Linked DNA regions of Homo sapiens: region 2 is linked to region 1. The links are chromatin loops, found by intact Hi-C in ENCODE. Cell type or tissue: ascending aorta. All regions are shown on one strand. Each heading gives the region's core, and the rest is flanking DNA. Links, peaks and the distances in the headings are about the cores only.

Region 1 (2,923 bases), core at 212-2,711:
CAATTCCAAAATAATGATAGTAAAATGTAAAAAAACACCAAATATTATAACATAAAAAATAAAATTAAATAAGCAAATTTGTCACTCACAGAAGAAAAAGAAAAGCATAATAAGCTCAAAAACAAAGGAACAGATTACTAGATTTAAAGATCTAAAATTTTTTATTTCTGCCCATCGTAAAACCTCAGAAACCTAAATAGTAAAAACAAGCTGGATAAAATATATACAAGATAATTCAACTAAGAGCATGAACTGAACATTCAGAAAAATAAAAATACATATGGCTAACACAAATAATGTTCACCTTTAATAATCAAAGATATAGTAAAATTTAAAGAAAATGGCATACTTTTAGTTCTTTAAAATAGTTAACATTTTAAATGATAGGCCTAGCCAATAATACATTCTTTGTTCTTATGTTTTCTCAGGTTGATTTGGAAGTTAACCATTCAGTAAAACTGAGCTGCCAAGTTGTAACGAAAGCAAGTCTCGTACAAAATTCTCCCACACTTACAGTTATATAAACATTCATTAACAAGCAGGCAAAAAACAACCTGTACTGTAGTTTCACTGAAATGCCAGCATTGTCCTTTTAAGTGATCAGCCGCCCCACCAACATAAAAAAATAACTGAAACCAATTATGACAGCCTTCCAGAAGCAGGGCCTAGTACCCTGATAGTTAGCTCCAGACAACTTGAAAAATTCATAAATCAATGGGTGGCCACAGGACCATTTAGGGATCAAGCCTTGGGCACTATTTTAAGGGTATGGTAAGGCCTCACTGGTTTCTTATTCCATTGGCATATAAATATGCAGAATGTCTCTAACATGTTTTTAAAGAAATCATTTCTCCTGAAAACTTAAAATTTTGCCAAGCAGTGAAATTATCCTAATTTATAAGTCACCCACTTCACCAATACAAGCAAATTTCTGCTCAATCTGCTAATTTCCATACGGATTGCTAATTGAAACACAAAAAACAGAAGCACTTCTGTTAGCCTCCTGTGGAATATGGACTTCCTGATCAGAACTCCAGCTGGCTTTCTTTGGACTTCTGTACTATTGATTAGCACTTGGGTAATTGCTTAACCTAAAGAGATCTGCATAACCTATATAAAGGGAGTTATAAACATTGAATACCAGATGTTTACTCTTCTTCCACATGATTCCTCTTCTTACCCTTGTATTTTCTATGCATTCTGTATTTCTATGGAGATGACTGGAAGTTCCGCACAGTTCTGGCTCTATTCACAGTTCAGGTTACATTCAGCTTAGGTCCATCAACACTTATTTTGGTAAATCACAGCAAATGTCAAATTCTTCAAACCAAAAGAAAATCCCCAGTCTGTACAGAGTGATAATTATTTCTTTTTATGAAAATTTCTTACATACTCTGCTGAAAAAGATTATCCTATTTTTATGTTTTTGATGGTAGTCTAGTGTTTCATAATCTCAAACTTATTTCAACAGCCTTACCTCATTGCTCCCAGAGCCAAACAAGGTCAATGAGTAGTCGTTGGCAAGATACTCTGCATTGTTTACAATGCCGCAGCTATTTGCAATGATACCTGCCCATGTCGCCATCAACCTCAGGCTGCCTGCATCTTTGCCAGCAGCCGTCAGTGGAGAGAGGAACTAGTACTTCAAAGGTCTCAGTACGGCTCATAAAAGAGCAGGGGGTTGACCCAAGCCAAGATGAAGATTGTATATTTGTCAGTTATGTTTGACTATTTTGACAAGCTAATCCATAGAAACTCAAGATAACTGAGAGGAAGTCTACATTTAATAGCCCCAGAGAAGGCTACAGATAAATGTAAAAGAAAACTAAAGATCTCCAGGGGAAAATACTTAGTATCTCCTCCCCATCGTAGAAGAAAAAAGGGAAACAAGCCAATAGTACCACTTATGATTTAAAGAACTGACCACATATAACAAAAATGTTAAATATCCAGGGAACAAAAGTGAAAAACTGAAGGAGGGAAAGAAACCAAGCATTCAAAAGAGATGATGAGTAAGGCGGTGACAAGCTAAAGGCACTGCAAGTCTGGGGCACACTGAGTGTGAGAAGAAACTCTGAAGGGTTTAACAGGAAACCAGGATTTCCAGGAAACTAGAAGCCAGTTGAAAATTGATGCACATTTCAAGCCATTTCAAACAAGAAAAGGGCGAAATTAAATATGGGTTCAAAGGACAATTATACATCCAAAGGCCACTGCCCCAACAACTTGGAAATCCTTATACACCTAGATGAGAGTTCTTTTGCAATTCCTAGATACTAAAATGTTATCCACCCCAGTAGCCAGTACCTGGCTGCAGAGAACGTGAAGCTATTATCAGATTTTATGCTTATACCCAACCTGTTTCAAAAACAATATAAGGTTCCCTACAACAATAAAATATTGCAACATGAGAAGAGAAATAATTCAGGCAAAAAGACAAGGCAGAGCTTATGAAACGAAGCCAAGAAAAAATAACACACAAATCTTTACCAAAACATCTGATAACAGTAGTTCCCAATGTTTTTTAGTATGAGGTCACTTTTTCTAAAATCAGAAATTTTCATAGATCACCCTCAAATGACAATATGCCCCCCACAGCCATGATACCCAACAATTCTATTTACACAAGTAGACATTGATGAAAAATGCAATAAGCTACAATAAATTCAGTTATGTGAAATTGTATTTTATGAATCAGAAGTGTACCGATATGAATAGTAATAAATACGTAAATATTATTTTATTTCATAACAATATTGGAGATCCTTATCAATTCATGGATCTCTGCAAAAACCCTAATGCCCTGATTTAGCCATTCTATTTGTTTTCTAAAAATCTTTGCATCCTGTGTCTTCACAAATACAATGGAAGTTTTAACGGAAATTCAACAGGGAATAAAATGTGCCATTAAGACCTATTTTAC
Region 2 (2,923 bases), core at 201-2,700, 560 kb before region 1:
CTCTGGACACACCATCTTTAAGAGCTGTAACACTCACTGTGAAGGTCTGCGGCTTCATTCTTGAAGTCAGCCAGACCAAGAACCCATTGGAAGGAATAAATTCCGGACCCACCACCACCCGTCCATGAGTCTCATCTCCCATGGCACAGCATATGGATCTCTATTATCGTGTTTCTGAGAGGCTGCTTTGTAACATTTTCATGATTGTGTTATGATTGTAGGTGTCTGACTCCCTAACCAAGATATGATTCTGAAGGGCTGAGAGTATGCCATTCATTTTTGTGTCCCCATAGAACCTGACATAGTGCTTTGAAGGCCACTGTCATCTGGAAAATATCCGTGGAATTTATACAAGCAGGGAACAAAATATGGCTAATTAATCCAGTTGGATGATTGATGTTAACAGACATTAGTTGCTGAACAGTGGGTACTCAGAGAGGTGTGGGCGGCTATTTTAAACCTGTATTTTAGAACATTGATTTCCGATTTTTTTTTTTTTTTTTTTTTGAGACAGAGTCTCATTCTGTCGCCTAGGCTGTAGTGCAGTGGTGTGATCTCGGCTCACTGCAAGCTCCACTTCCCGCGTTCACACCATTTTCCTGCCTCAGCCTCCCGAGTGGCTGGGGCTACAGGTGCCCACCACCACGCCTGGCTAATTTTTTTCTACTTTTTAGTAGAGATGGGGTTTCACCGTGTTAGCCAGGATGGTTTCGATCTCCTGACCTTGTGATCCGCCCACCTTGGCCTCCCAAAGTGCTGGGATTACAGGCGCGAGCCACCGCGCCTAGCCGGTTTCAGATGTTTTGAGGCAGACTGCTAGAATTATTATGGCTTATAATTCAGGCACATAGTTTAAAAATTTATTATCACGTCCTCTCTTTTTGTCTTAATATTAAAGATTTCAAATTCTAACAAAATAGCCTTCTCATCATTCAAACATACTTGTGTTTTTTATTCTTTAAAATTAACATTCATAAGATATTATTTGAGTATAATTTTACATCTTCAAACACTTTAAAACTATGAAGCTGGAAATCATTTCCCCAGGGAAAAGTGAAATGGTATTCTTTGTGACTGCTTCAAAATCTAGGGCCCAATGAGTTAGTAGATTCTAAACTTGGCAAGCCAATGTCTACTATTCCTAGTGGGAAATATTTTGGTTTTAACTTCCTTTGGATAATCTCCCAAGCTCAATGGGAAATAAACATACTCCAAGAATCAAGGCTCCTTTTAGAAATTCAATTTAAATTTTTTTTCAGGGATTCTGGCTCTGGCTCATTTTAACTTTTTTCCCCTCGTAATCAACATTTCATCCTTTTCTTGTCTGCTGCCAAAACCAGCCTTTTCCTGGGCTCCTAGAAATTTGAAACATTTTGGCAGGCTAAAGAGGAAAATGGGTGGGAGAAACTCTCAAAGAGGGTAAATGAGTAATGATGTTTCCACTTCCCAATATTCTAGGCCAGATTGTTTTTCTATGTGGGGGAAGAAAACCTCTGGAATCACTTCAAGTACTCCATAGGGATTCATAGAGCTGGACTTGTAGGGCTGGACTCACTAAATCAACAAATATTTAGCATGTTCTGGGAGCTTTAGTGCATATCAAACTTTTAAAAACTCAGTCCATACTCTTAAAAAGCTTAGATTGAGTTGCTGAGATAAAATGCTTGCCCTGTTTAATGGCAATATAACAAAAGAAATTACCTCTGAAAAGTACATGGTCAGTTGTCAGATGCATGGTAAAGACAGTAAAAGAAGAACTTGGAGAATGAGGGGATATTTGTAGACTTCATGGTAACATGAGGGTGATCTTAATTTCCAGAGTCCTTGGAGAGGAAATTGAAGTGTTAGACTTATCACAGAAGATGGGTATTTTGCTGGGTTTTGGAGGATTAGTAATAACCATTATTTTTTCTACCCATAAAGTGTTCAACACTGAGTTACTTGCTTTGCATGTATTCACTTTAGTTCTAACACTGTGCAACGTGGGTCTTACGGGATTTTATTAATGTTTCTCTTTTGTTGGGCTGGAAGTTCCATGATGACAGAGATGCATTTGTCTGCCTTTGGTCGCCCTTGCATCCTTAAGCGTAGTACAGTCTTTGGCAGATGGGAAGTACCTAATAATTATCTGTGGAGTACAGATGAGGGTCTGAGACTGAGGGTCTGAGGTGAACTAACTTGCCCAAGGTCACAGTGCCAATCAATGGCAAAGCTAGCATTTGCATCTTAGTCTATGTGGTTGCAAATCCTAAGGCCTCTTGTGGTGTAATGCTCTGAAGTGAGGGATAAGATTTAAATATCTGGAGAAAAATGAGATGGACAAGTGAGGTTGGAAAATAAGCACAAAGAAGATTATGGAGATAATAAAGGCTGATTTAGCTATGGGAGATTTAGGAAAACTAGAAAAACAAGTTGGAGTCAGAATATGTAAAACTGTATATTAGGCTCAAAACTTTCCATTTTTCTTTCAGTTAATGGAAAATAATAAAAAGTTTTTGTTTTAATTAGAGAAACATATGACAAAAATAACGTTTTAAGCAGATTTATGCAGCAGCTGTGCAAAGGAGGCTTTGGAAGGAGGAGCAGCTGAAGTCTGAGGCCAGTGAGGAGACTGTTGCAGTACTCTTGGCAGAAAGTCATGGTTTCGTGGTCAAGGATAACTGGGGCTCTCTTATAGGGAAATGGGTCCTTCATCGGATTAGTGAAAATGGAAATAGTTGGGGTAGGCAAGAGATAATTTGAAGAAAAGATCTTCAGGTGTTCATGACAAGGTATGGACACTTAAAACAATAGAAAATTTAAGGACAACTGGTTGTCGTGAGCCTGTGTAATTGGGCAAATAATAGCACTGTTGAGACGGTAGAAAGAAATCTTCTAGCAGATTTCAGTTTTAAACCTGTTACAATGGGATCATGAATGGCAT

The links. Hi-C counts contacts between places; a loop is a spot of excess contacts. Peaks named below come from ENCODE experiments on the same cell type or tissue, not always from the same donor. Only the 100,000 strongest peaks of a DNase experiment are listed, where the experiment ranks them.
Region 2: a loop joins it to region 1, with 2.1 times the contacts of the local background. A loop is called at or near these places in 3 of 110 quality-filtered maps.

Annotation. Positions count from the first base shown.
Region 1 is chr7:17,522,956-17,525,878 of GRCh38, forward strand. All of the region lies in intron 1 of LINC02889 (long intergenic non-protein coding RNA 2889), which reads right to left. Among named protein-coding and RNA genes, the nearest start is that of LINC02889, 34 kb to the right of the region's middle. In ascending aorta, for the core only: no CTCF peak of the experiment used is centred there; a DNase peak (open chromatin) is centred at 1,576; H3K27ac peaks cover 777 bases.
Region 2 is chr7:16,966,248-16,969,170 of GRCh38, forward strand. It overlaps LOC124901594 (a long non-coding RNA gene), which reads right to left. Exons shown (of 2, transcript XR_007060229.1): 2 at 932-2,923. Among named protein-coding and RNA genes, the nearest start is that of AGR3, 86 kb to the left of the region's middle. In ascending aorta, for the core only: no CTCF peak of the experiment used is centred there; a DNase peak (open chromatin) is centred at 1,354; H3K27ac peaks cover 1,610 bases.